Regions from separate parts of the Homo sapiens genome. Here region 1 is linked to region 2. The links are chromatin loops, found by intact Hi-C in ENCODE. Cell type or tissue: GM12878. All regions are shown on one strand. Each heading gives the region's core, and the rest is flanking DNA. Links, peaks and the distances in the headings are about the cores only. Region 1 holds the start of NFE2L3 (NFE2 like bZIP transcription factor 3). Region 2 overlaps SNX10 (sorting nexin 10).

Region 1 (15,108 bases), core at 2,522-10,521, 210 kb after region 2:
CCTGGGAGACAGAGCAAGATTCCATCTCAAAAATAAAAAACAAAACAAAACAAAAAAACCCCAACAACAAAAAAGGGAAATTTGGATACAGACATGCACATAGGGAGAATGCCATGTGAAGATGAAGGCAGAGCTCAGGTGATGGAGAAGAAACCAAGGAATGCCAAAGATTGCCAGCAAACCACCAAAAGGCAGGAGAGAGCTGTAGAACACTTTCTCCCTCACAGCCCGCAGAAGGGCCAATCTGCTGACACCTTGATCTTGGACTTCTTGCCTCCAGAACTGTTAGAGAATAAATTTCTGTTTAAGCCACCCAGTCTGTGGTATTTGTTATGGCAGCCCTAGCAAATTCATACAGTAACTTATGACATCCTTTCCCATACAAAGACAATAGTGCACCTTTACAACTTCCTTTAGTAAACAAAATGAAAATCCCACTGTGAACGCTTGTCATAAACGCAATGTATGTAATTATAAGACTATTTCCGTAACATAGCTGTGAGTTAAAAACAGGCAAATGTCTGAAATTTCATCTCTTGTCCAATTGCCCAGGAGTTAGGGACTATTTTTTATTCTGAAATGAAAAACAATTTTTACTTTAACAATCAAGGACCTTCTTTCTCTTTCCTTTACTCTTAGAATTAAATATTGAGGCCAGGTGCAGTAGCTCATGCCTGTACTTGAGCCCAGGAGTTTGAGACCAGCCTGGGCAACACAGAGAGACCTTATTTCTATTAAAAAAAAAAAAAATCAGCCAGAAGCAGTGGTGCGCGTCTGTAGTCCCAGCTACTTGGGAGGCTGAGGTGGGAGAATTGTTTGAGTCCAGGAGGTTGAGGTAGCAGTGAGCTGTGATGGTACTACTATACTCCAGCCTGGGAGGCAAAGTGACCCTGTCCCAAAAAAAATTAAATATTGACTGGATCAGATTCTCTCTGTGCCCTGAAGAAACCAGCCCAACAGTTTCTTTTCTTTTTTTTTCTTTTGAGATGGAGTCTCGCTTTGTCACCCAGGCTGGAGTGCAGTAGAGCGATCTCGGCTCACTGCACCCTCCGCCTCCCAGGTTCAAGCGAGTCTCTTGCCTCAGGCTCCCGAGTAGCTGGGACTACAGGCACGTGCCACCGTGCCCGGCTAATTTTTAGTATTTTTAGTAGAGACGGGGTTTCACCGTGTTGGCTAGGATGGTCTCGATGTCTTGATCTCGTAATCCTCCTGCCTCGGCCTCCCAAAGTGTTGGGATTACAGGTGTGAGCCACCACACCCGGCCCAGCCCAACAGTTTCTTCAGGCAGTTAATCAAGAGGTCTTACCAGACCCCTCACCCAGCAGAGGGTCTCTGTACCAGGATAGGAAACCACATCAAAATGACTACAAGCCCTCTCAGTTTCAAAGTGGCAACAGCTCTCTGAAATACTGAAGCTGGCTGTAGGCAGCTGTTCCATACGTTTACACATTCAATTCTACAAAAACTGTTCATTTCTTTGTTTAACCTGTGTGTTACTTGGAAGAATGCATGCTTCATCCGTTGTGAATGACTGTGGTTATGAAGGGAAGCGTGTCAGCCCTGGGGAATTCCAGAGTCAGTTTTCAGATCATGATAAGCCCCAGTAAGAAGTGAAACCAAAACAGTACTCCTTTTGATACTTGGAAAATCCCCTACTCCAAAATATTTTTGCATATGTACATAAATTATGGAAAATTATACTATAAAACTCCTGCAACTCAAATGTAAGCCACCGGAATTATCTATTTTTTAAAATTAAAAATTATGTTCCTATGGGACAAAGCACTTCGTCTCTTTGAAGTTAACAGTAGCTAACATTTACTAACTAAGCACTTAAGTGACAGGCAAGTTCTAAGCCCTTTACATGGAATGAACTTTTTAATTCTCACATCAACCCTCTGAGGTAAGCCCCTTCTGATTCCCATTGTGCATGGGAATGCACACAGAATGAAGCACAGAAAGGATAAGCAACTTGTCCAAGGTCACAGACGTGGTAGAGCTGGGATTCAAAACCAGGCAGTCTGGGTCTAGCATACCCCACTTCTTCAATAACCAACCAAACTAGATATGCAGACAAGCCAAAAGGAATCCAGTGAGTGGGGACAGGTGAAGGAGGGTGGGTTAAGGACGGAGGGCAGAAGAGCGCAGCTACAATCCAGGCACCATGCTGCTCTTCCCATGGGCTTTTCCCACTTAATCAGCACACCTCCCCCTGGAGTACACATTCCTCTCCCACTTGACATGAGACACTGAAGCTTGGAGTGATTCAAGCAGCTTATGGGAGGGCATACTAGCAGGTGATACTCCCAAACCCAGGTCTAGCTGACCGCAAAGACCAGTGTTGTTTTTCCAGCCCATTTTCTCCCCAAAGTCATGGTTCCAAATTGCAACCTCTTCATTATGAATGGCACAATCTAGCACTGGAGAGTGATTAGCCTGGGCAGTGGAAGGCTGAGTCACCCCATCCCAGATGCACTGAGACGTCCTAGATGTCCCAAGAGCTTGAGTACCGTGTAGGTACTTAATTAATGTGCCAGTCTGAGAGTCAAGAGACTCAGGCTCTGGTCTCTCTTTTGGCACTGACATGTGGCTTTAGCCAAATCCCTAACCTAGGCTTCTAGTTTTCTTCTTCTTCTTCATTTTTTTTCTTTTTGAGACAGAGTCTCACTCTGTCACCCAGGCTGGAGTTCAGTGGCACAATCTCGGCTCACTGCAACCTCCGCCGCCCAGATTCAAGTGATTCTCGTGCCTCAGCCTCCCGAGTAGCTGGGACTACGGGCATGTGTAATCACGCCCAAGTAATTTTTGTATTTTTAGTAAAGATGGGGTTCACCATGTTGCCCAGTCTGGTCTCGAACTCCTGACCTCAAGTGATCTGCCTGCCTCAGCCTCCCAAAGTGCTGGGATAACAGGTGTGAGCCACCGCACTCAGCCCTATTTTTCTTAAGTACAAATTGTATATAAGGGTGCCTGGCCAGTGCACCACACAAGGTTGATGTAAAAGGCAACAAAAGTGAACTGGCCGTGACAACTGTAAGGAGCTGGACAGCTGATTTTTGCCAGATTGAATGTAACCAGGTCATCCCAGCAGTGAACATGGTGCACACATGCCAGCCCAGCCAGGAAGGCACTGCCAGGAGAATGGTTCTCGGGGAACTTCACTCTCTCCCCTAGGAAAGCTGGATTCAGAGCCTCCACAGTGGTTTGGCTGGCCTAGGCTCAAAAAATGCCTCCAAGGCAGGCCTGCCAGTCTAGGCCACCCATGGTGGCTCATGCCTGTAAACCCAGCACTTTGGGAGGCTGAGATGGGATGGGTACTTGAGCCAAGGAGTTCGAGACCAGCCTAGGCAACATAGCGAGACCTGTCTCTACAAAAAATCAGCCAGTATGGTGGTGCACGCCAGTTCTCCTAGCTACCTGGGAGACTGAAGTGGAAGGATTGCTGGAGCCGGGGAGGTTGAGGCTGCAGTGAGTCGTCATTGCACCTTTGCACTCCAGCCTGGGCAACAGAGCAAGACCCTGTCTTTAAAACAAAACAAACAAAAAAACAGCCAAGGGAAGGCCACTTTGTCTCCCAGGTGATGCCGGGAGGGAAGTTTCCGAGGACTGAACAGCTTCCTCTCTTCTCCCTCCAGGTCCCTGTGCACTTTGCACACAGGTTGGCATTCGGGTGTGGGTGGCAGAGTGCCATCTGGTACAGCATCCAGCACTAGGTTTCAACTCTGTGTTACAGAACCAGGAATGGTGGTAGTGCACAAGTACTCACTTATTAGAGGGCAGAGCATTTAGGTGAGACAGACCCCATGGGGTCCAGATTGGATGAGTGAGTGGGGAAGAACCTCCCACAGTATATCCTGAACACAGAAGGATCCCTCCAAGACTCTCACTGGCCCCCACCCCATTGGTTCCGGTCCCCAGGAAGAGGAAGGGCTCAGATCAGCATAACAGTGAATCACCGAGCACTTCCACACAATGACCCCTCCAGGAGGGTGGAGAAGCTTGTCTGGCAACAGCCTACACAAACGGCAATTCTGAAGAGCAACAAACAAACCAGTTTAGCCCCAATTCCCATTTTGCATAAGAATGCGCCCCACAAAAACAACACCCGAAGAACATTAGTTGATCACCACTGGTTGATCGTTACCAGTTGCAAACACTAAAGTTTGAGCCAAGACAGAATTTTAAAAGTCCCCTGGAAGGAACTTTGGGTAAAGTGGTTTTGTGGAAACTGGTGTTAAAGTGTCATTAGACTGAACTCAAACGTTCCATGGGGAGCACCAGATGTTTCAAGCAACAGATCTTGGTAAACTTGGTTTCAGAAAGAAGTTAAGCCAGAGAAGGGTTTGGACCCATAAACCAAAGGGAACTTGTTAGTCACTAAGTGACTGCCAAGGTACCTGTTTTCGTTATGCTAATAAGAGGTTACACAAATTCCAGGAAGGAGGATTGCTAGGTGCAGGGGATGGTTAGGTCACAGGGGGACCGCCTGCCGGCTGGCCTCTGAATAGACCCTGACCATGGCTCCTTAATCCAGGGAAGCAGCAAAAACGAACAGCAATTGGGCTGAAAACAGGGCGAAGGTCCTTGCGTTAGGCCGGGAGAGTCGTTCTTAAAAACATGCATCCTCCCAGAGGTCACGGCCTCCTTCACATCGTCCAGGTCGGGCACGGGTCCCAGAGAACGACACCCCAGTGTACATGAGGTACTGAGCGAAGACAGTGGGCATTGCTTCTCCCCTCCCCATCCCCGAACTACTCTTGCCAGCCATCACACACAAGGAAAGGTATTCTCTATAACCAAACGGATGATTTCGTCCACTTCTTCCTTAAACACCTAAAAACCACAGCGACAGCACTAGTAGCCCTTCATTCGGAATCAGAGCAGCAGCATCTGCGAACCTGCAAAGACCAGGGGCTAAGGGTGCCAGGACACAGCGAGAGTGGCCCCTGCTCAGATCCGACACAAGCCTCGGGGGCTCCCGGCGGCGTAGACGCCGCACTTCGCTCGCTTCCCGCTCTGCACCTACCTCGCTCGCACATCCGCCAGCGTCCGGCACCTGAGCCGTCGGTTCCGCGGGTGCCTTCTCCTCTTCCCCGGCGTCCAAGGGGCCACTCCGAGCCGCTCGGGGGTCCCCGCCGCCCCCCTGCACAGCCTGGCTGCCGCCGTCCACGCTGGCGCCGGCTCCTCCGGTGGACGAGGCGGCGGCGGCGCCGAGCAGCCCGTGGGCCTCGTCCGCGCTCCCGGCAGCCACGCTGTGCACCAGCCATGCATCCACGCTGGTGCGAGGGACGAAGGGGACCCCGAGCGCGCGCACCTCCCGGAGCAGCTGGCCCTCGGGCGGCGCGGCAGGGTCCAGCTCCCGGCCCTTGGGGTGCAAGTGGCCCGCGCGCCCCCACCCTCCCGAGGCCGAGAAGGGGCTGAGCGCGTAGGCGGAGCTGGCCGGGCCGCCCAGGAACAGCAGCTCGTCCTGCAGCAGGGTGGGCGGCGGCAGCAGCAGGTAAAGATCTAGGTCTACGCGGAGCCCCGCCAAGCTCAGCAGGAGGGTGAGGTGCAGGAGGCCGCCGCCGGCCGACCACCACCGCTTCAGGTGCTTCATCGCCGCCGCGCGCCCGGGAACGCCCCTGCCGGCGCCCGCGGGTCCCGGCGCCCCAGCCGCCGGGGTGACACGTGCGGACCCCGCGCGCCGCCCGCACCTGCCTGGAACCCAGATAAGCGAAACAATGGACCGGGGCGCGTGGCGGCCGTCGCGGGTTCCCAGCACCGGGCACAAAGGCGTTCCCTCGGCAGCCGGCACCGTGCCTGGCACCGCCGGGGATCGGGAGAAGCGAAGAAGGAGCCACCTGAGCGCCGAGCCCGTTCGCCCAGCCGCCCGCAGCCCGGCGCGGTGGCCAAGCTCCGCCCCCGGCCGCGGGCGCAGCCGACAGGAACACGCCCCCTGCCGCCCGGGGCCCGCGCCCGTGGGAGGGGCCGCACGGGGCGGGGCTCCCCGAGCTCAAAGCCTCTTTATGTCCGGGGAACGCAAGGCTTTCTGGGAGCAGAAGTTGTTCTGGGCACCAAGTGGCCCCTTGCCACCCTGTGGCCGTGAGCTGGGCCATCCTTGCTGAAAGCCAAGGGCGGGAGTTGGGGTGGAGGGCTAGGTGGTGGGTAGCTGGGTGGGAAGGGACAGGATGTGTAGACTGGGCGGAGAGTGACTGGGCAGCTACGAGGGGCCTGGCAGCTTGCAACGGGCTTCCACCCCAACGTGAGGACACTTGGCGGGCAGAGTGGGCAAGAGTAACCTCTCTGTCTCAGTTCCGCTATCTGTAAAATGGGGATCATAGAGCCTGTCAAACAGGGATGTGTTGAGGTCAGATGAAATATTTCGTGTAAAGTTCGGAGTTTCACATATAAATTCCACCGTTGCCATTGGGATCAGTCATCCCACCACTCCGCACACCCCAGTCCCAGCCTCACAGACCCCTCTCTCTTCTCTGGGCGTGCTCTGCATAGTGCTAGACCTCCTCTCGGTATCCTTTGCTCCTTATCCGTTGTTTCCTTGAGGGTTGACAGCACCAGCTCTACAGTTACCCTGAGTGAGTTCAAGTCCCCCCTCCACTTGAGGGGCGACCTTGGACAAATCTCTCCTTTTCTCTGTGCCTCAGTTTTCTCACTGTAAAATGAGACTAATAATAGCACCTCCCCAGCAGACCTTTTGTGAGCCCCAAATGAGATAATGCATGTAAACCACCGACCACAGCACTGCATGGGTAGGAAGTGCTCCCTGCTACCCATTGTTTGTGTTACTCACCCTCAAGGCTTAGCTCCAAAGCTACATCCTCTGAATTTTCACCAGTTGGCATTAATCTCTCCCCCATCTGTTGCACCGTGATTTCTCCGTTTGCCAACATTGTAACAGTTGGCCCATTCAACTCTGTGTTGTAGATGAGAATCGGTCTGATTTGCCCATTGTAAATTCTTGAGGACAAGGAACCTGTTTGGTTCACCTTTGTCCATGCACAGTACCCAGCACTGGGCCTTGCAAGGGTAGGTTTTACTAACCTTAGCTCCCTTCCTTGGAAGAAAAGGGGACAGGAGGGGATGCCCAACTGAGAATGGGCAGTTGTGTAAAAAGTTGAGCAAGACTTGTTTTAAAAGGCCCCTCCCTCCACCTGGCTTTCTCATCTCTCTCCTGGGCTAGTGTAGTAAGAAGAGAAAAGAATGGGGACCAGGGGAGCAGAAACAGGGGAGCAGAGGAAAGTTGCTTCCTCTGTGTTAAGCCTTGGAAGATGGGTTGGGGTGGCAAAGAGGATGAAGAAAGGTGATTGCCAGGTTATCAAGACCCCGTTCACAGCATTTAGTCTTTGAACAGCGGATTTAGAGTCTCAGCTTAGTAAATGCTGCCTTCAGCTTTTTACTGAGAACCTACTAACTGCCTGAGGCTGTGCTGGAGGCATGAAGGATATGAAACGGAGTTCTTTCCTTCCGTAAGCTTATGGTTTTACTAGGGAGATGAGATAAAAATTTGTGAGACACTAAGAAACAAGAGAAATAATGTACTCAATTGCCAAAATACTTAGATGTAAATTACTTCAAGGTTTATATAGGGAGCTCTAAAACTATTGAGAGTAGAGGCGGTGCCTTCTTCAAGGCGGTGCCCTCCAGAATCTTACACACAGTTGATGCTCAAAAAAAATATTAGTTGAATTGAGGAGGTTACACTTGAGATGTATTTTGAGAAATCTGAATAGACTGGGAACAGGAAGCACATACAAACTTCTAACATTTGTTGGGAAGTGGGCTAACCCCTCACCATTTTACAATGTGAATTGGTAATCATAGTGTTAAATATCTTTCAGACTATACACTTCAAAAGCATGGCTTAACTCTGGCTCTTGACTGGTGGGAAGAACAAGGGTACCTAAAAGACCTTGCAGGAAAGTGTTAACCAGGAGACAATCCTACATACCCTTGACTTTACTCACAATAAAAAGTCCCACTTTTAGGAGCATGGGGAGAATGGAATGAAATTAGAAGGAAAAACTTCTCTTTAGGTTTATTTCTAGAATCCTCCATCTAGGAATAGCCAAGTGAAAAGTCCAAACCATTGTCTTGTAAAAGCCTTGAAAAGTCATCTGCATTCATAAAATCCTGAAATCAGTGCTACTCAAAGGTTGACCTGAAACTGATGCTCATGTGTAAACTATTTGCTTCTGATCCAAATGAGATAAGTAATAGAATTGAGAATTTAAAGAAAAAAAAATTTTTTTTTGTAGAGATGGAGTCTTGCTGTGTTGCCCAGGCCTGTCTTGAACTCCTGGGCTCAAGCGATCCTCCTGCCTCAGCCTCCCTAACTGCTGCAATTACAGGTGTGAGCCACCATGCCTGGCCTAAAGAAATTTTTATAGCAATTTGACATCATTACAACATCAACAGATGAGCTGAGGTTTTGGGTTTTTTAAATGCCTTTGTAATTTCATTTTTCTAGAAATGAATTTCTATTTTATTTGACAAAAGTGCTGACTTGCAACAAATTGAAAAAATTTTTTTAAAGTTGATTCTTCAAAGGGTTAGTTTGAGAAGCACCACCTTAAATGGCATCCTGGTAGGGTAGGCAACTCCCAAGATAATGTCCAGTGATTATTCCCTTCCCTATATTCCCTAGTGTGGGCTAGACCTGGTGATGTGCTTCTAATAAACAAAATATGGCAAAAATGGTGGGCTTTCATTTCTGAGTTTAGATTACAAAAAGATGGAGTGGCTTTTATCTTGCTTACCCTCTCTCCCACTTTCTCCCTCTTGGAGCCCTCACTCTGGGGGAAGGAAGCTACCATGGTTGTTGTTTTTTTTTTGTTTTTTCTTTTTTTTTTTTGAGATGAGGTTTTGCTCTTGTTGCCCAGGCTGGAGTGCAATGGCGCGATCTTGGCTCACTGCAGCCTCTGCCTCCCAGGTTCAAGCAATTCTCCTGCCTCAGCCTCCTGAGTAGATGGGATTACAGGCGCCCACCAACACGCCCAGCCCAGCTGTTTTGTATTTTTTTTAATTTTATTATTATTTTTTTAAATTGATCATTCTTGGGTGTTTCTCGCAGAGGGGGATTTGGCAGGGTCATAAGACAATAGTGGAGGGAAGGTCAGCAGATAAACAAGTGAACAAAGGTCTCTGGTTTTCCTAGGCAGAGGACGCTGCGGCCTTCCGCAGTGTTTGTGTCCCTGGGTACTTGAGATTAGGGAGTGGTGATGACTCTTAACGAGCATGCTGCCTTCAAGCATCTGTTTAACAAAGCACATCTTGCACCGCCCTTAATCCATTTAACCCTGAGTTGACACAGCACATGTTTCAGAGAGCACAGGGTTGGGGGTAAGGTCACAGATCAACAGGATCCCAAGGCAGAAGAATTTTTCTTAGTACAGAACAAAATGAAAAGTCTCCCACGTCTACTTCTTTCAACACAGACACAGCAACCATCCGATTTCTCAATCTTTTCCCCACCTTTCCCCCTTTTCTATTCCGCAAAACCGCCATTGTCATCATGGCCCGTTCTCAATGAGCTGTTGGGTACACCTCCCAGACGGGGTGGTGGCCGGGCAGAGGGGCTGCTCACTTCTCAGAAGGGGCGGCCGGGCAGAGGCACCCCCCCCTCGTCCCGGACGGGGCGGCTGGCGGGGCGGAGGCGCCCCTCACCTCCCTCCCGGACGGGGCGGCTGGCCGGGCGGGGGCTGACCCCCCAGCTCCCTCCCGGAGGGGGCGGCTGGCCGGGCGGGGGCTGACCCCCCAGCTCCCTCCCGGAGGGGGCGGCTGGCCGGGCGGGGGCTGACCCCCCAGCTCCCTCCCGGAGGGGGCGGCTGGCCGGGCGGGGGCTGACCCCCCCACCTCCCTCCCGGACGGGGCGGCTGCCGGGTGGAGGGGCTCCTCACTTCTCAGACGGGGCGGCTGCCGGGCGGAGGGGCTCCTCACTTCCCAGACGGGGCGGCCGGGCAGAGACGCTCCTCACCTCCCAGACGGGGCGGGGCGGCGGGGCAGAGGCGCTCCCCACACCTCAGACAATGGGCGGCCGGGCAGACACTCCTCACTTCCTAGACGGGATGGCGGCCGGGAAGAGGCGCTCCTCACTTTCCAGACTGGGCAGCCAGGCAGAGGGGCTCCTCACATCCCAGATGATGGGTGGCCAGGCAGAGACGCTCCTCACTTCCCAGAAGGGGTGGCGGCTGGGCAGAGGCTGCAATCTTGGCACTTTGGGAGGCCAAGGCAGACGGCTGGGAGGTGGAGGTTGTAGCGAGCCGAGGTCACGCCACTGCACTCCAGCCTGGGCACCGTTGAGCACTGAGTGAACGAGACTCCGTCTGCAATCCTGGCACCTCGGGAGGCCGAGGCTGGTGGATCACTCGCGTTTAGGAGCTGGAGACCAGCCCGGCCAACACAGTGAAACCCCGTCTCCACCAAAAAAATACGAAAACCAGTCAGGTGTGGCAGTGCGCGCCTGCAATCGCAGGCACTCGACAGGCTGAGGCGGGAGAATCAGGCAGGGAGGTTGCAGTGAGCCGAGATGGCAGCAGTACAGTCCAGCTTCTGCTCAGCATCAGAGGGAGACCGTGGAAAGAGAGGGAGAGGGAGACTGTGGGGAGAGGGAGAGGGAGAGGGAGAGGCAGAGGCAGAGGCAGAGGCCAAGCTCTCCCTGGCCAAGCTGGTCTCGAACTCTTGACCTCAGGTGATCCACCCACCTTGGCCTCCCAAAGTCCTGGGATTGCAGGCATGAGCCACCATGCCCAGCAGGGAAGTTACCATGTTTTAAGGAGTCCTATGTAGAGGCTCATGTGGCAAGGCCAATATCCAGTGAGAGAGAAGCTGAGGCCTGCCAGCAGCCACTTGAGTAGGCTTAGAAGCTGATCCTTCTCCAGTTGAGGCTTGAAGTGACTAAGTTGGCTTCTAGCCCATGCCAACTCTTTGATTGCAGCTTTGTGAAAGGCCCTGAGCAAGAGGACTACACTGCACATGGATTCCTGACCCAGAAATAAACTTAAGATAATAAATGTTGTTTGAAGTCACTACATTTTTGAGTAATTTGCTACATAGTCATAGATAACTTGTATACCTTGTGTAAGAGGTGGACCTCGCCGGGCACAGTGGCTCACGCCTGTAATCCTAGCACTTTGGGAGGCTGAGGCGGGTGGATTGCCTGAGCTCAGGAGTTCGAGACTAGCCTGGGCAACACGGTGAAACCCTGTTTCTACTAAAATACAAAAAATTAGCTGGGTGTGGTGGCATGTGCCTGTAGTCCCAGCTACTCTGGAGGCTGAGGCAGGAGAATTGCTTGAACCCGGGAGGTAGAGGTTGCAGTAAGCCAAGATTGCACCACTGCACTCCAGCCTGGGTGACAGAGCGAGACTCTGTCTGCAAAAAAAAAAAAGAGGTGGACCTCCAGTCTTGAGTCCAGGAGTTCAAGACCAGCCTGGGCAACATAGTGAGATCCTGTTTCTATTTAAAAAAGAAAAAGAGGTAGACATCAGTCAAGTAGAAGGAAAAGCTGAAAATGTAACTGCAGTTGTGCCATACAGTTAATGATATAGTCAATGAATAATTTATAACTAGGAAGTAACTTTACAGTAGTACATTCTAGTCCCTAGATATATTTAAAGGGCTTAACCCTTTAAACGTGAAATTATAACTTGCCATGAAAGATAGTAACCACTAAAACATGGCCACCCCTACCTGGTATGAGATGAACAAAACATGGCAATTTCTTGTAGACCTCTAAATAGAAAAATCTTTTTTCCTCCTTTCTATACTCTCACACAACACTTCTGACAACCAATGTGTGGGTTTTCGATACCAAGCAATTCTTTGATTCCAGTTATCTGGGGTCATCAACATGGTGTCCTCCAACTCAATTCAATTCTGACACTATCTGCCTGGGGTTAGCATGAGACCTCACTTCAGATGCCAATCTCATCTGTGCCTTCTGAACTTCTGACTGATGGGCTATACACTGGGGGTTCCCACAACCCCCTTCTCAGGTTCAATAATTTGCTAGAATGGCTCACAACACTTGGAAACATTTACTCATGTTTACAGGTTTGTTATAAAAGATACAATAAATGGAAGAGACACATAGGGCAAGGTATGGGGAAGGGGCACGGAGCTTCCATAACTTCTCCAGGTGCACCACCCTCCCAGCATCTCTATGAGTGCGTCAACCCAGATGGTCTCCAAACCCTGTCCTTTTATTTATCTGTTTATTTATTTTTTATGAAGTCTTCATTGTGTAGGCATGATTTTTTTTTTTTTTTAAACAGAGTCTTGCTCTATTGCCCAGGCTGGAGTGCAGTGGCGCAATCTTGGCTCACTATAACCTCCACCTCCTGGGTTCAAGTGATTCTCTCGTGCCTCAGCCTCCCCTAGTAGCTGGAACTACAGGCATGTACCACCATGCCAGGCTAATTTTTTTTTTTTTTTTTTTTTGTATTTTTAGTAGAGATAGGGTTCCGCCACATTGGCAAGGCTGGTCTCGAACTCCTGGCCTCAAGTGATTTGCTTGTCTTGGCCTCCAGAAGTGCTGGGATTAGAGGCATGAGCCACCACACACCAGTCTTGCAGGCATGACTGATTAATTCATTAGTCTTTGGGGACTGAACTCAATCTCTAGCCCCTTTCCTCTCCCACTCTTATCACATTGTAAGTTTTAAGGGTTTTAGGCGCTCTGGCCGGGAGCCAGAGACAAAGACCAAAGACCTATGTATATATGGTGGGTTTGGAGTTTTTTTTTTTTTTTTCTTTTCTTTTCTTTCTTTTTTTTTTTTTTTTTTTTTTTTTTTTCTGAGACAGAGTCTCTCTCTGTCACTCAGGCTGGAGTGCAGTGGTGCAGTCTTGACTCACTGCACCCCCTGCTTCCCAGGCTGAAGAGACCCTCCCAAAGAGATCCTCCCACCTCAGTCTCCTGAGTAGCTGGGACCACATGAGGCTAATTTTTGTAGTTTTTGTAGAGATGGGGTCTCTCTGTGTTGCCAAGATTGGTCTTGAACTCGTAGACTCAAGTGATCCACCCACCTCAGCCTCCCAAAGTGCAGGGATTATGGGCTTGAGCCATGGCACCCAGCCAAAGATATATTTCTCATTATATCACAAGATCACAGCATCTATCCAAATCAGCAAGAAAGAAAACAGGTCAAAACCTTGACATCCTTCTTTTAGAAAGTGTCTGTTAATATTAGCCACAGGAAATTTAAATTTGTGGTAGAAATTCCATGATTAAGCAAAATAGCCTGTTAAAGTCCAAGACATAAATTAAGATATACATTGTATCATCTAGGAGGGAGAATTAAGTATAGCTAATTTTAAAACAGGCGTAGTCACTAGAATTAAAATTCTTGGGACATTTTGCCAAAGGCTTTCGCAAGAGAATAGCTTTATGAATGAACTGATTTGCTGTGTAATACCGATCTTGGTGATGAAGAATCAACTGATACTTAATGCAGAGGATGAGTTTATGCTTTTTTCTGGTTAGTTTATAATCTTCCGAAAGTTTGACTTTAAAGTTGCTTTGGACATTATGATGACGATGATCACTAAGTGCTTGCACATAGTATTCACAATAGTAGCTACGACGTACTGAACCCTGCTCTGCGCTGGCCCCTTTTTGTGCATTTATTCCTTACAGCACCTTTGTGAAGTAGGGTAGCCAGGGATAAAAACCAAATATCATAACAAAAGATGCTTTTATTTATTTATTTATTTATTTATTTATTTATTTATTTATTTATTTTAAGACAGAGTTTTGCTCTGTCGCCCAGGCTGGAGTGCACTGGCACGATCTCAGCTCACTGCAACCTCTGCCTCCTGGGTTCAAGCGATTCTTCTGCGTCAGCCTCCTGAGTAGCTGAGACTACAGGCGCCTGCCACCATGCCTGGCTAATTTTTGTATTTTTAGTAGAGACAGGGTTTCACCATATTGACCAGGCTGGTCTCAAACTCCTGACCTCATGATCCACCCACCTCAGCCTCCCAAAGTGCTGGGATTACAGGCATGAACCACCGCGCCTGGCCGCTTTTATCACTCTTATCACTTAGGAAGTTACAAGGGTTTTAGGAGCTCTGGCCAGAGTTCCTAAAATTATCTCCATTTCATATAGTCTAGATGAGGACACTGAGGCTCAGGGACACGCCACCCTCTGCCTAAGGAAATGCCCTCAATAAACGGCAGAGTCAGAATTGAAATTCACAATCTGTCAACTTTCTGCTGCCGTCCGCCACTCCTCTGCACTGTTTTGCTTGTTTGTTCATGACTCAGCCTCCTCCTTTTGCAAGAGGGAATGCCCTTCTTCAACCAAGCATTCTTTCCACAGCTTTGGAAAGTGTAAAATCTGCCAAAATCTCTTCTCTGCAAAGTGTCAGAAGAAATGAAGTATTGGATTTTGCCCCTTCATACGATGCCTTTCTTGATCTTTTACACAAAAACAACTAACTGTATTTAAAGCACTTTATCTTGTTGCTTGGCTCTTTGGTGATTCCTGCATGCTTTTGATTCCTATTGATTCATGCCAGCCTTGTTTACTTTCAAAGACATATTTTAAGCATCCATTGGTGACAGTCCCTGGGATACAAAGACTGTCAAGGCAAGAGCTTGTGGTCTTATTAGGGAAGCAGGATGTGTAGAGGGTGAAATGCATGCCACTGATTGAGGAGTCTGGGACTCCTCATATGAGAAACATATTTAGGACCAGGCTTGTCCCAGGGAAATCACAAGCTAAGTAGGCTTGCTGACTCCCACCTAGTCTCTTTGGTGTGAACTGGAATTCTTACACTCAGGTTAAGGTTCCAGGGTTTGCGATTGCACTCTGTGTGTGTGTGTGTGTGTTTGTGTGTGTGTGTGTGTGTGTGCAGAGGATGGAAAAGGAATAAAGAAAAGGGGTCTAGGGGACCTCGGAGTCAGGCTGATCAGTGGGGGTTACAGCATACATCATTTGGAAGCAAAGGGGAACTACCATTGGCAACTTTTGTCCTGTCCATCAGATCCAAAGTGCTGGATCTGGTTCTGTTTAACAACCCACACAAGCGTAGTGCACTAATCAGGATGGGATAGCCACTATAACAATCCCCAAATCTCAGTGCTTTAACCCAACAGGGTCTGGCTTTGTC
Region 2 (15,108 bases), core at 4,141-12,140:
ATCCACAAAATATCAGGCACATATCTGAGAGAGGCAGTCTGGTCTACACTGTTACTCTTCATAGGGTTTAACAACATATACACCGTGTTTATGGTAACACTGCCCCACTGATACAAGAAGGAATGCTCTATCTTGATTTTAAATGCTACTTAGTTACCTATCTTTTTAAATTCAATAAAACCAACTCGGTTTTTTAAAACATGTAAGTCATTTCATTGGAGGGCAAGATCTTGTTTACCAATAATGTCTGCCTGTAAAGGATAGTATTGTATTCACAGGATTTTTAGCTTTACACAGAAGCTTACCTAAAATAAGACAACATAAAAATACCACTAATAAACAACCCAACATCTTTAAGAATTTAAATACCTAACATCATGACAGTGAGCTTTAGGTAAGAATGTATTATTATGAAGCTTTCTTCTCTATGACTGGACATAATTTGCTATTCCTAAGATAGTAACATTAGAATTATTTTTCAGGATTCCTGCGGAGCTGTATTTACTTTACATCCATGTGAACTGCTGTCATCACTACTGTGTCCAAGCCCAGAGGATGAACTGGAAAAGAAGAGAGGGGGAAAATAATAAAAAGAGGAAATTGGTTTTCACAACACACTCAAAGCCTGAGTAACAGAGGAGAACTTTAATTATCTCCAGTCACAAAGAGAGACAGGAAATTTGGACTTTTAATTAGCCATTTGGAGTGCAGTTGGGTATTTTTTTAGCTAGATAATTTAAACGCGAATAATTCAAGTCTGACTAAATGAAAGTCACATAATCAGAATGCAAATAATTGAATTTCTACTGCATTCATTAATTCAGTGTGGAGGTGTGTGTGAAGACTACTATGATGAGCTGTCACAGCTCAATAAAATCTCAGTCAATTAATTTTTTCATTATCTTAGTATTATATCAACAAAAAAGTGAAGTGTGTATATATATCTATACACGTGCATATGTGCATACTATGTATTATATAAATACATATACATTAAATCAAAATGCAAGGAAATACCTTTCTGAATCATAATCTATATCATTTTCTTTTTTTCCTTCTTCATCTTCTTCAGGGAAACGTCTATTCATTAAGGCAAACTTGTGAATTGCTTCTTCCACAGAGTACTTAGTCTGCCCAGAAACACACGCCTCAATGTCTTCTGAATTCAGATGGCTCTGTAAGAAGAGGTGAAGGCTGCTATCTGAAAGCAAAAGTGCATTCTGTAGGACTCTATATTAAAAAAAAAAGGAAAAATAATTGGTGAACAGGATGGTCAGTGATAGGGTAGAAGAAAGAAAAACATTAGAAAAGTACCACTGAAGGTAATTTCTCTACTGTGGTAAACTTTGTATCAATTATGGGCTCTGCCCATTAAGGGGAGGAAAGCATATGTTAACTTTTATTCAATTATTTGGAAATTTAGGTGGGTAAAAACATGAAGCTAATAGTTAAGAACATCTGTTAAAAGAATAACTTCAAGGACATTTCTTCAATTTACCCATCTCTTATTACCATGTGGATTAATTATGGAAATATTTTGCTTATATAGTCATAGAAAGTTATTCTACTTTAAAAAATTTACTGCCAACAGCATGTCAATTCAGTGATCTTTATGGGATAGGCTGTCATGAAACATCAAAACTTTCAACTACTATTAAAAATTATATGAAGAAAATACAATTCTCAGCATATTTTACATTTTAAAACTTTACAGTTATATACTTAAGGGCATGTTTACGACAGCTCATGAGAGAGATGGCTTTTTTTAATACTTAAGGTTAACTGTAAATTTCTCCAAAATCTTTAGGAGCACTGAATCTCTGTGTTGTCAAAATGAGCAACCAAATAAAATTGATCCCAGCCAACTTTACCATATATATAATTAAAATATGATAATTTTGTGATGAATACATACTGCTCTTCCCACATTTAAGATCAAAGTTTACAAAGACAGAACAGATTTCAACCAGGGCATCAGAACTACATGGAAGATTAAAAACTATCCTGTAGCAAAATCTACAGATGCTCAAATTCATATTAGTGAATGTGTTTTCTCTGAAATGCACATCTTAGAATATGAAATCAAATCAAAGTATACCTTTATATTTAAATAAAAACTGGTTTATCTTTTAGCAAAGATGTTGACATATGATCATTTAGTCTCTACTGATAGTTCAATAATTATGTAAGAGGAGACACTAAGACCAGATACAGGGGACAAAACTAACACACTAAAACCCAAGTAGAATTTTGTCCAACATAAGATTTTTCCGATATAACGATCTGTGAAAAATAGATCATGTATTTCAGACCAAATGAACCTTACCTTATATTCTGCTTGTTTAAACAAGTAATAAGGAAAGTAAATCTCTTTTGGCCATTAATATCAATTTAGTGAAAATCCAAGGTCATTATAATACCAAATCCTTTTCTACAAAATAAAACAATTATTTCTTAACAAAGGCAAAAATGCCTAAAAATGCACAGTATTAAAACCAAAATCTAGCTGTCCCCTTTGCTTCAGCAGGTTTACAGTTTGAGAAAATATTCTTTACTGGTCTATTAGAAGGAAAAGTAAAACCTTTGTGCTTTTTAAAAGGCAAAACCTCAAGCAAAGCAGCTAAATCCTTCTTTTTCCCTCTGTGTCCTCCGCCCTGGGTCCTCCCAAAAGATGACCATGTCACATGATAATGATTAATTTACCAAGTACAAGTAGCTAAGTAGTAAATCCCTCTTACTACTCTTTGAGATTTATTTTCTACATTTACAAATATTCACCATTCTTGTTTTTAAATACTTCAGATTAAGAGAAGAGTTATAGAGCAACAATCCATTAATACGAACTTGGATCGTGAAGTCTGTGAAGTCTGAGCAGAGTGTTTCCTGTGGCCTCTGTCAGCGGTTTCCTGCCTGCCATAAGTACAAGGAACTGTTCATGGGATTGTACTCGTGGCTTTGTTTCTGTTGGAAATGTGTTTTATTTTCTTTATAAAATAATGGGTAATCTTTAAAATTGATTTTAGATGGTTTGAGGCATTACACCACAACAGTAATGAGCACTAATGCCAATGATATTGGACACAAATTCATTTTAGCTTTATTTCATGTCTGAAGCAATTCTACTGAGCCTTGAACTGCTCACGTGTTGTTATTAACTTGCTAGTAACTTAACACATGGGTACAGCAAACAAAAGTGATCAGAGTCCAGGTTGATCGGGACCTCAAGGCTACTGTCCTTTTTCTTGAGCTATAATTCAATTTCCAATTTTACTGTACATTAGACTCATTATTTCCCAGCGTTTTCTTTTTCTGCTCAATACTGCCATCTGGAGGACACACAGATGAAAAGAGAAGGAGCCAGGCTCACCCAGCTCACAATTCCAAAGAGCCAGAAAGATGTGGCTGGGGAGGGGACATCTGAACACTCCCCCAGGCCTAGAGTTCAAACCAGTGAGTCGGCTAGGTACAGTTTTGGTTTTTGGAATCTCCTCTGTTTCTCTGGCTAAATTCATGCCACCATACTCCATGAGTTTTAAATAAGCAAAAATAATTTTTAAATGTATTTATATGCTTATTTTAGTCAGATAGTTCATTCTGAAATTTAAAATGAAAATTTTTGAGAGTGTTTTCCCATCTGGTTAGGTGAGCATAATTAATTTATTTTGAGTACTATTTGGCTTACTATCAGAGAGGGCTGTGACTGCCACCATCATAATATTAAATACTATTTTTTCCTTAGTCATGTTTGTGCCATATTTTCCACAAACAAATCTAATAGCCCAAAATCAATTTCAAACCTAATATAAAGAGTACTTTGTAAAACAGTCAATAAAATGTCATTTGTAGAAACCTCCATTTAAAAAGTATATGATTTTCAAACCTTTATAAAAGGAATAAAAAATAGCCTCTAGGATTTTAAAAGAATTTCTAGAAAGATATTTATAGTGCAAATCAGAAGTTATTCCTTTCCCCATAACAGTTTTAGACTAAACAAAGCAAAATCTGTTTTTTTTCCCTAAACTGGACACAGTTGAAAAGCACAGTTTTCCTCAACATGATTTTATTAGATGTATTATATGCTGGTTTAGCTGAGAATATATAGCTATGCAAAATCATTTCATCCTAACTAAGGATGTCCTGGGTCTGCTGAACCCAATACAATGATATATATACATAACTGCATAGTACATGGAAGGTTAGCAGTTTGATGTAGAAAAAAAAAATTAACTCAGCCTGTTTAGCTCTTACTATAAGAAAAAATAAAACCTACAAATCTTCATTGAAGACATTCATGATCTATGCTGTGGTGCCCTCTATTGAACACAAAGACATAAAAATCGTGTGTGTGTAAAACTAGCTGTCATGGTTCAACACTAGCCTTTTGTAAAAAATCTTTAATATTCCTTAATATTTGAAGAAATACAAAACCATGATACTAAAGTCTAAACTGTAGGGTAAATGTAGTTGTATTAATGGGATGAATTCAGTAAAGAAGGGAAGCGGCTCCCAGTCATGAACAAATCTATTCAAACCTAAATTGAAAATCCCATTCAAACCTAAAAATTAGTAGGAATTCCATTTTTCATAGTTAGAGACTTACTGAGTTTATATTTTTTAGCCTATAACTTTCTTTTCATAACTATTAGAAGGGACTTTAAGTTTATAATTACTCAGGGGCAAGAATACAAAAGGGAGATTATAGTTAAGACTGAAGAAAAATGAATATATTTGAAAAATCTCACAATCATACCAAATTTAGCCAGCATTTAAGAGTACTGCTAATTTTAAATTTGCCAGGTTCTGGGATTCATATAGTATGTCCATCTTTCCTATAATTTCTTTATCTATAAAACTGAGATAATACCCAACTCCTAAGATTTTTAGTACTGAGACTAAAACATGTAAAATGCCAAACACGTAGAAAGTGTTCGATAAATGGTAGAAATTATTCTTATTTGGCACCTAGTCAAAGAAACAATTTTCCAATTCCTCTACAAAGATCAGTACTTTCTTATTACATATGTATCATTTCACAAATGACCTTAAAGAAAAATAGGTATATATACACATATACAAAGACATTGTGGTTTCAAAAGGTTTGAACATATTTAGTGCTTCTGGTTCATAACTTCAAAACTCACATGAAAACCAGGCTTTAAAAATGCATGCGAAAAACCTACAATACAAGCATGTTTCCATGTTTTAATGCTGTGGTTCCTAAAATTCCTCTACAAACAAGGTACAGGCTATTGATGGCTGGCCCTACTTAACAGGTAACCAGTGGGGGCTCAGAGGATGTCAAACTGGGGCCAAGACACAGTGCCAAGGTACACATCACATCCAGTTCCCTAGAGTGGACCCTGGTTGGGTGAGGGGAGGGGGCACCAGGGGCAAAGACATGGAGGGTACTACCTTACACAACCCGGGCAAGCACAGATCTGAGGGACACAGAAGGGAGGCTGGGGAGGGTCAGCAGGGGCCGCAGAGCTCAGTTCAGGCCTGAAGCCAGCCCTGTGGTATTTGACTCCTCACTTCCTTCAGGTTTAGGCTGTGTGGAAGCACCAGCTTTCATTTTTAAAGTGAAATATTAACTTGTAGACAAATGTTCACATACCACAGGGGAACAAATGATATCACAAGAGAACCCCCTGCCAATTCCATGATTTGACAATCCAATCGGATGACAATCCAGATTCAGTGTTAATGAATCTAGCCGTAGCCCTGGATGTGTACACAGTGCTCCCCCTAGAAGGAAGTGTCAGGACAAGGACTTGTTCATTCTGTGCAGTCCTATGTCCGTGGCACGCAGCCTGGCCCAAAGCATTCACTTAATAAACATCTATTGAATGAAGGATCGCTGCATGGTTTTTAGAGTTTTTTTCAAGTCCTTTTCATCTGTAGGACACAACCACCCAGTGAGGTTGGCTATGTGTGGGTACTATTATCCCACTCTATAGCAAACAAAGGCTTAAAAGGAATGAAGTGACTGTTCCAAGGCTCACATGCAGCTAGAAAAAAAACCAGGAACCATGATTATGGGAGACCTAGAACCCGGCTCCTTGAGTTCCTGAACCAGGACACTTTCTACTATGACATCTGCATCAAACACAACCAGCAAACAGTCAAACCATGCACTATGCAAAAATAACCTGGCACAAGCATAACCCCACTATGGCTGAATGACACTCACAGGGTCATTCATTTGGGTAGATCAACTGTGGATAGAAAGGTTGTGTTCAAAACAACGAAGTAATTCCTGGTCAAAAACACATACCCTGCACTTAACCAGCAATATAATTCAGAGGTACGTGCTGCCTTCTGACCTGAAATAAGACTTCCCTACAGAAGACAAGATGCCACAGCTCCCCGAGGACAACATGTCCTACACTAGAGTGACAGGCAATTCTGTAGAATTGTGTGGCAGGGACCACATCTCAAGGGAGAGGCCATCAGCCACCTGGGCCTCATAGAGACAACAATTAAAATCAGAGGCCTCCTCTAGGGGAAAGGGCAGGAAAAACTTGGCCAGGTCTCTGTCCTGCCATGCCTGTGATACCCCCCAAAAATACAATGAAATGTTTTCGGAGGACTTGGCTCTGCTAATCAGTTCTTCTGGTCTCTTGCCATGTTTATTCCTCTGGCTTCTCTTCATTGGCCCACTCTCCCTCAATTTATAATCTTGGATCTTTCTGTATGCCTCTAGGACACCTTCAAAGAAAAGGCACTAAGTCAATCTAATAGAAATAAATATTAATATTAATGTGCATACTTAATATCCAAACCCTTTATGAGAGAGCCAAATGGGGAGGAGGCAGTATATTTATTTCAGGCTAGCTCTAAGGTCCTATTTAGTGAACCCCAAAGGAGATGACTTCAGATCCTGAAACTACTAGAAAAAGAAACAGTTCAGGAGACTGGGTCCTGTCAGTAACTAGTAGTCATATGACTCAGCCTATTTCCTTATCTACAAAATTGGAAATTAGGAAAGCAAAAGCTGTCTCATGTCTAAGTGCATTAAGATAATAACAGCCAACATGAAGATAGCACACACTGCATGCCAGACACTGTCATGAGTGCTTTACAGTCACTAACTTGTCTAATCTTCTCAACAACCCTATGAGGTAGGTACTATGATTACCCCATTTTATAGATGGGAAGACACAGGCAGAGGAGGTAAATGATCTGCCCAAGCCCCCAGCTAGTAAGTGGCAGAGCGAGGATCTGAACTCAGGTAGCCTGGCCTCGGAGTCTAGGTGTAAATCAGCGTGCTATATGGCCTCTAGCATTCTGGGTATTCCAGCATTCCAGAGAGTGGATTGGGGGAGGGAAATCACTGGTAGTGTGAACTCAGGCAGCTTTAACGGCAATACCCACCATCACAGAGTAATCCAGAGTTAATAACTCACTGAGACTGTTCACACGCCACCAAATACTCCTTTATAAACATTCCCTTCAAAGATCAGCGTTAAACTATTAGAGGAACCCAGAAGGATATTAGCAGCCCGTTACTGAGCTGATTTTGGTCTGTAAATTCTAAGCATTGTAAAGAAAGACAGTTTTTAAGAAGTGCCTTTTGATGATTAGGCATATTTGTTTCCTGGCAAATTTTTACTTTTGTCAGCTAAACGCCCAGGTAATTTAGATCTGCTTGACAGCTTAAAGGACCAGATATTTAATTCAATTTGTTCATTGTTTTCTTTCTAGAAGACTTGGTCCCAAATATGTACGAGATGATGTGAGCCACAAGATGGTGCTCTAATATAGGAAATGGGCCACTGGGTTTTGCTCTAGTGCAGATTATTTGCATTTCAGAAACAGGAACACTCTTCCCCACACCACCATGCAGCTCTTGTAAAGCACTTGCTCACACCCCTTGTCTGGCCACAAAAGTTTCTGGACACTCACTTTCTGAGGAAATCTTCCAGACCCTGGCGACGCTGATCCACGTGCTGGCGATTGTTCATGTTGAAAAACAGGTTTTTAGATGGAAGTTCTGGCAGTTGTCTTAGGAGAAAGAAAAAACAATGTTTTTAAATGATTAACTCAAGGTGCTTCTGTTACAGAAATCCCTCAAAGTGAAGGCAAATTATGTATGATGATTATTATCACACAGTTATTCTATAATTATGATTATACATTATATAGTTATATAATAAGGGTATCAGGAAGTCAGCTTAAAGAAAAACCCATCTTTAAACATTTCTGAGGCCTTTCATGGCCTATACCCATCAAAGTTGGTGAAATTTAAGTGATAAATTTTAAATTCAGATGCAGTAGCTAAGAAACTAAAGCTACATATTGTAATCAAGGCAAAAGCCTATAAAAATCCTTCATATCTTATATATCTTAATGAACGTCAATTTTAAATACTGAATATAATGACAAAGTCTCCACAGTATACTCTAAATCACTTACACCAGCAACGCATTACTTTGGAGTCTCTGCCTCAGCCACACGAATTCTCTATATCTTCTTCGTACACAGGATGTTTTCATTGTAAAACACATGCTATTAGTCTGTACAGAGAAAGTAGAAAAATGAGTCTTACCTGAGGAAAAAAATGCATTTCTTGTATCTATAATTCACAATATGATCTCAACATTCACTCTAAATAGGATTTAAACCACCAAACATATATTTATATTTATGCCAGTACTCTGAAATCTTGCACATAACCCAGGAACATAACAGCCCTGAAGACAGCCAGGATGATGGAAATAAGCAGTGTTGCCCCAGGGTGAGGTATGACCTGGCCACTCCCTGCATCCTGAAGGAGCCTCCTACTCACCTATGAGCACTGCTTTCAAGAATAAATCATAAAAAATAAATCCTAACATATAAATGACAGGTAGGAGCTCAGGTTCATCCGTTGCATTTTACCACCATCCACGTAAGCTGGAGGAAACTTTGGGGCTTAGAGACACCTCCTCATGACCCTTTATGAGACATTGCAGAAATCTTCATCTCCTTGACATGGCCACCCTGCAGATCATACAAATCACCAGAAATCCTAGAGAACAGCATTCCCTTCTCTACTGTATGTGAGAGGGAGCGTGTCCGTCCGAGCCAGAGAATGACCGTGGTACGTGGGGATAAACATCTGGCATAGAGGACAGGCCGACCGGAATTCCAGTCCTGGTTCTGCTACAGGGCAAGTCACTCAAACTTCAGTTTCCTCAGTACTAAAATGGGATGAACTAGTATATATCTAATTCACAGGGTGGTTGTGAGGATTGATAATAAGCACTTGACCAATGTTATCTATTAATAATACTGTTAGTTACTAAGTGTTGGTTTCCTTCCAGCTATCCTAAGGCAGACTTGGAAAAAGCCACCGATGGTGTCCCCATGCTAAGCTCAGCCACAATGCTTCTCCTTTGGGTAAACATAAGACGAGAGTAAATATTCTCCTTTGCGTAAACATAAGACGAGAGTAAATATTCTCCTTTGAGTAAACATAAGACGAGAGTAAATATTCTCCTTTGAGTAAAACAAGCGACTACCAAAATATTTGTTTCTCCTGATTTTTGAAAATATGAGTATCTCTAGTCTCTGTATTTCAAAATCCGATTTTCTAATCTAAATGAGAAACAATTCTTTACCCCCAAGATCAGTACTATTTCAAAAATTATTATTCTATCACTTAATATGCCCAGCGATTGTTTTCCTTGGGAAATCTAAGTAATTATGTGCATTAGCTCTCAAACTGTTCTCATGAAATATATGACATGGTTCCTGGTATGCTTATGCTTTGTAAAGTTCAGAAAACTTCAGAATGTAGACAGGTTAAAAGGCTTATCCCCAAGGTAGCCACTGGTCTAAATCCCATTATCTTTAACGATATGGCAGCAAAACCCGCTGGAAGGAGTTTGTGGCAAATAACATCCTGTGGGTGGACTTATAACACACCAGGGCCTCACTCTACTGTGCTCCTTGGGGACTAGGTTTGCAGACCATGTTATACCAGAACTAGTCCCCTAACAAGGCTTGAGCAGGTTATCTTCCCGGTACCCTCTCCCTAAAGAATCCCAGACCACCACAGGGATTCCTGACATCTCACACACAGGCTGGGTCCATTTAAATTCCCTTTAATTTCTCTGCTCACAACCACCATGGTTGTCAATAACTAAAAATCCACCTGGTACCTACACCAGACTAAGGTCGATCCATAAGTCCTTCATTTGCAGGGCAGGTTCAGGGGAGTATTTATGATGGCTACCCAGCTCTAGGGTCTACTAATTTAAAATTCCAAGTAAATGTTAAGATCCCAGAGTTGTGTGACATCATCTCCCTTGAGGTTAATTTAAACAAGTTAAAGACCAGCTTCTCTACCTCCAAAGCTCTATGGGTTAACAACTAAGAGAAGCCAACCAGAACTCCCTAGCTCTGCCATCCACTTTTAATTGTATGACAGGTGGAAGTCTCTTCAAGATTAGAGGATACTGAGATCACTAACTGATTAAGTTCCTCTAATAAATCTATTTGCTTGTTTTTGCTGTCCACCAAGCCAAGGCTTATCCATTGTCAATTTATTAGCATTTCAGAAAAGTGCCAGGACACCATCAAATAGTATTTGTGGAACCCATCATTTCTGGCTCCAGATGGAGATTTCTGAATTTACATCAGGCTATTTATAGAGCAGAGCAGAATCTATACTTTCATTAATTCCTGGGAATAATTAAATTTCATGCCTATCATGAAGTGTGTGATAAGGACGCACAATTTTTTTACAGAAAGTTAGAAGGCAACTAAAACTATTTCATTTTACTTCAAATGCTTATTCTTATATAGTCATAATTTTCCACACAGAATGCAACTCTAGTGTGAGCTTATAAGTAAAACCAAAACAGAATCAAAATACATGGCATATCCTGGAATGGCTTTACAACACAATCAAAAAAGCAGTTCTGAGTTTTTCTTTTATTTTCAAAGTTGGGGAAACTTCAAAGAAAAAAGAGAAGAAAGGAGAATTTAAAAAAAGAAAAGTTCTACAGCTGGTGTTTGGGTGTCCAATATACCAAGTTAGCTATTTACAATGGGAAGATTAAATAATGGCTAAATTTTACTTCACTTGTGCTATGAAGTCACGGATACAATCTGGGTCAATTGCTATGCTCCCCAGTTGAACTAATTTAGTTTGCATCTGATATGCATCTGGTTTAGATGCAAAGAGTATTATCCTCAAAATCGGGGCCAATAAACTACAGCCTGAGGGCCAAATCTGGTCTGACACCTGTCTTTGCACATAAAGTTTTATTGGAATACAATTATGCTCATTCATTTATGCACTGTCTGTGGCTGCTTTTCACCTGCAACAGCAGAAATGAGTAGTCTCGACAGAAACTGTATGGCCCACAAACTGAAGATATTTACTACCTTTACAGAGAAGTTTGCTTACCCTTGTTTAAGATGGTCACAGAAGGCCACACACCACACAACATTTTCAAGAGATTGTGATACAGTAGCATCCACGCAAGGCACATCATTTCTAGTTGCTTACTCGTTACATTAATTACTCAGATTCTAGATAAATTAATCACAATAATTGCACATATCCATTTCCCACCTTCTGATTCTATATATAAAACACCACACATCTCTTTTCCAAAGAACTCTATATCCTCTCAAACTTGAAGGTTATCAGGCATTATATTATCCAGAAATATGCTATAGCAGATCATAAGAAATGCCATTAATGAGCTATAAGTACTCTTTACCCATGCATTTTAGATGCGTGCACATCTTCACATGTGAAGGCAATAAACATTAAAATGTTAATATTAACAAAGGAACAATAAGGGATTCAAATAAGTAATTTTTCAACTTTAGGAACCATCTTACTAGTTCATGTAAGATAAAAGCATTAGTTGTAATCATTCAAATTCAGTTATTTGAATGAGAAAAACTTTTACAAGTGTCAACTTTATCCCATAAAATGTATCCCATAAAAGTCCCTCAAAATTACTATTTCTACTGACTACATACTTACATGAATACATATCTCATAGTCAATGTAAGAATGCCAGAAGTCCTCCTTCTGAATCCTAGGATCTCGAACCCAGACACTTACAAATTCCTGTAATGGCATCATAAACAAAGAAATATTCTTCAGAACTGCAAGTAGGACTGGAAAGAACTGAACAAAACGACTGCACTAAAACAAAACTGAAATGAGCTTTAACCAATGTGGTACTTGTAATCCTTTAAAAAACAAGAAGTAAAGTTAATGAATCAGGCACCACGAGCAAATCTAGAACACACTTTTGCCACATAATGGAATTTTTAAAATAATGCAACACTGAGGTGGGAGCACTTCTGGATAGTTTTACTGGTTATCTGAAGACAAAGTATACTGTAAAACTGATTTTTAATTTTTAATCTTAAATAATTGGTTCAGGTTTTTTTCAAATTTAAAAAGTGATCATTTCTTACTTTCTTCATCTCTCTAAACTGAAACAATGGGCCCTTCTGGGTAAGGTGCTTCCTAGGACACAAATAAGAAAGGCACCAGGCCAAGCAGGGTGGCTCACACCTGTAATCCCAGCACTTTGGAAGGATCTCTTGAGCCCAGGAGTTTGAGACCAGCCTAGGCAACATGGTGAAACCCCATCTCTACAAAAAATACAAAATTAGCCAGGCGCAGTGTGGTGCATGCCTGTAGTCCCAGCTACTCAGGAGGCTGAGGAGGGTGGATCACTTGAGCCCAGGAGGTCAAGGCTACAGTGAGCCTTGATTGTGCCACTGCACTCCAGCCTGGGCAAAAGAGCGAGACCCTGTATCAAAAGAAGAAAAAGAAAGGACACCAAAGCTCATGGGAAAAGTAAGCAAAGAGGGTTGAAGTTGACTTTGTGCATGCATCCCAGCCACATGAGAATAAGCGATAATAACTTATTAATAGAAAGAGGAACACCTTCTTTTACATAATACTTTTCTATTTTTAAAATACATTTCCCCTACATTAAATCATTTCATCTTCATAATACCTTTGTGTTATACATAGAAGTTAGGGATATTAAAAATCATATACAGTAGATAATTTTGTTCTTTTATAAAGATAATAAGAATAGAAAACATGGGGCAAAATTTAAAACAATAGGCCGGGCGCAGTGGCTTACGCCTGTAATCCCAGCACTTTGGGAGGCCGAGGCGGGCAGATCACAAGGTCAAGAGATTGAGCCCATCCTGGCCAACATGGTGAAACACTGTCTCTACTAAAACTACAAAAATCAGCTGGGCGTGGTGGCGTGTGCCTGTAGTCCCAGCTACTTGTGAGGCAGGAGAATCGCTTTAACTCAGGAAGCGGTGGTTGCAGTGAGCCGAGATCGCATCACTGCACTCCAGCCTGGCGACAGAGCAAGTCTCCGTCTCAAAAAAAAAAAAAATTAAAACAATACTTTTTAACAGGTGCTCTTTACTAAATAGGTTTAGTTTAAAAATTTGAAAATGTACAGCAAAAAACTATCATGTTTCACATAAGTTTTTAAGTATAACTTATTTACTCAGTGATCATAAACTTGCTAACTGAGTTTGATTTTAAATATTAGAGCTTTTTGATAAGATTGGGAGTTCAATGCTGGAATTCAGGCATTTCTTATTGCTTGTTGGGGCACATCTGAGAGGCAGGCTATGAACGCTTGAGAGCAGAAGAAAAAGAGAGATCGGGGGCTTTCTGGACAAAGCACCTCCATTGAATCATGCAGATAATTAAATGAGACTCTTCATCATAGAGGATTTTTTTTAATCAAAAAAATACACCACACTCTGAAAATAACTTTTGCCCCTATCAAGTTTCACCTTCTAGGGCAACACTTTGTCCTTGCACTGGAGACTTCTGTCCCACTACTTGTCTTTAGTAGACAGGGATTATGAATTACTGTTCCAAAAAGTCTTCTTTTAAAATATTTTCATTGTGTATTTTTAAAATCATTTAGGGGATAGAATAAGAACAAGATAGGCAGGGCTCACACCTGTAATCCCAGCACTTTGGGAGGCTGAGGCGGGTGGATCACCAGAGGTCGGGTGTTCGAGACCAGCCTGGCCAACATAGTGAAACCCCATCTCTACTAAAAATACAAAAATTAGCTGGGCATGGTGTTGGGCGCCTGTAATCTCAGCTACTCAGGAGGCTGAGGCAGGAAAATTGCTGGAACCCAGGAGGCGGAGGTTGCAGCAAGATCACGCCACTAAATGCACTCCAGCCCGGGCCAACAACAGCAAGACTTGGTCAAAAAAAAAAAAAAAAAAACACAAGATAACACTATAGTGATGCTCTTTGGCCATTATTTCTTTTCTTTTTTCTGTTTTTTGAGATAGGGTCTCACTCTGTCACCCAGACTGGAGTGCAGTGGTACGATCTCAGCTCACTGCAGCCTCAAACTCCAGGGCTAAAATGATCCTCCTACCTTAGCCAACCCCGCCCCCAGTAGCTGGACTACAGGCGGGTGCCACCATGCCCAGCTAATTTTTTAATTTTTTTAGAGATGGGGTCTTGCTATGTTGCCCAGGCTGATTCTGAACTCCTAGGCTCAAGCAACACCCCTGCCTCAGCCTCCCAAAGTGCTGGGATTATAGGCATGAGCCACTGTGCCCCAGCCAGTATTTCTTCTTCTCTATTTCTTTATTTTTTTCATGCGCATTAAGAGACAACCATCATTTCTTAAAAGCACATTCTAAATTATAAGAGGGATTTAAAAACCATTTTTAAACCAAATATCCATAATATCCCCTAATCACAGTGTGATAAAGCAGATTCTGCCCAGGGATGGAAACAGAAGCAAAAATCCAGGTACTCTGCTCTTGGCCTATGCTTTTCACCTCCATCTCTTGTCACCGTGTATGTGTGTGTGTCTCTTAAACTTTTAAATGCACACTCAAAATTCATTGCAGCACTAAGACTCCACATATTGTTTCAATCCTGAAAATCTTTAATTTGGTTGGAGTGCTAAATATCACTATTCTCTTGTGGATGGCAAACTTCTTCCCTCTCTGCATCCTGAAACGTTTCTGTGCCTGAGAGCCAACCCAGGCTGTTGTTCTTTGCACACTATTGCAATTCTAGGGTGACCTCATCCAAACACATTCAACCCCCTCCCATGAGCTGATGGACCC

What was found. Hi-C counts contacts between places; a loop is a spot of excess contacts. Peaks named below come from ENCODE experiments on the same cell type or tissue, not always from the same donor. Only the 100,000 strongest peaks of a DNase experiment are listed, where the experiment ranks them.
Region 1: a loop joins it to region 2, with 9 times the contacts of the local background. A loop is called at or near these places in 3 of 110 quality-filtered maps.

The regions. Positions count from the first base shown.
Region 1 is chr7:26,142,987-26,158,094 of GRCh38, reverse strand. NFE2L3 (NFE2 like bZIP transcription factor 3) reads right to left here and starts at 5,897. Exons shown (of 4, transcript NM_004289.7): 1 at 5,027-5,897. The coding sequence starts at 5,596. RefSeq lists enhancers at 4,809-4,998, 4,349-5,142, 5,143-5,937, 8,946-9,618, 9,619-10,291 and 2 more and silencers at 5,119-5,188, 5,199-5,448, 5,559-5,628, 5,639-5,708, 5,729-6,108 and 1 more. In GM12878, for the core only: a CTCF peak has its summit at 5,948; a DNase peak (open chromatin) is centred at 5,982; H3K4me3 peaks cover 4,059 bases; H3K27ac peaks cover 3,868 bases.
Region 2 is chr7:26,357,943-26,373,050 of GRCh38, reverse strand. SNX10 (sorting nexin 10) reads right to left here. Exons shown (of 7, transcript NM_013322.3): 3 at 11,990-12,076; 4 at 8,416-8,516; 5 at 7,906-8,004; 6 at 1,018-1,230; 7 at 1-560. The coding sequence ends at 479. SNX10-AS1 (SNX10 antisense RNA 1) reads left to right here. Exons shown (of 2, transcript NR_136272.1): 2 at 483-1,032. Among named protein-coding and RNA genes, the nearest start is that of LINC02981, 33 kb to the left of the region's middle. In GM12878, for the core only: a CTCF peak has its summit at 7,756 (motif pointing right); a DNase peak (open chromatin) is centred at 7,800; H3K27ac peaks cover 291 bases.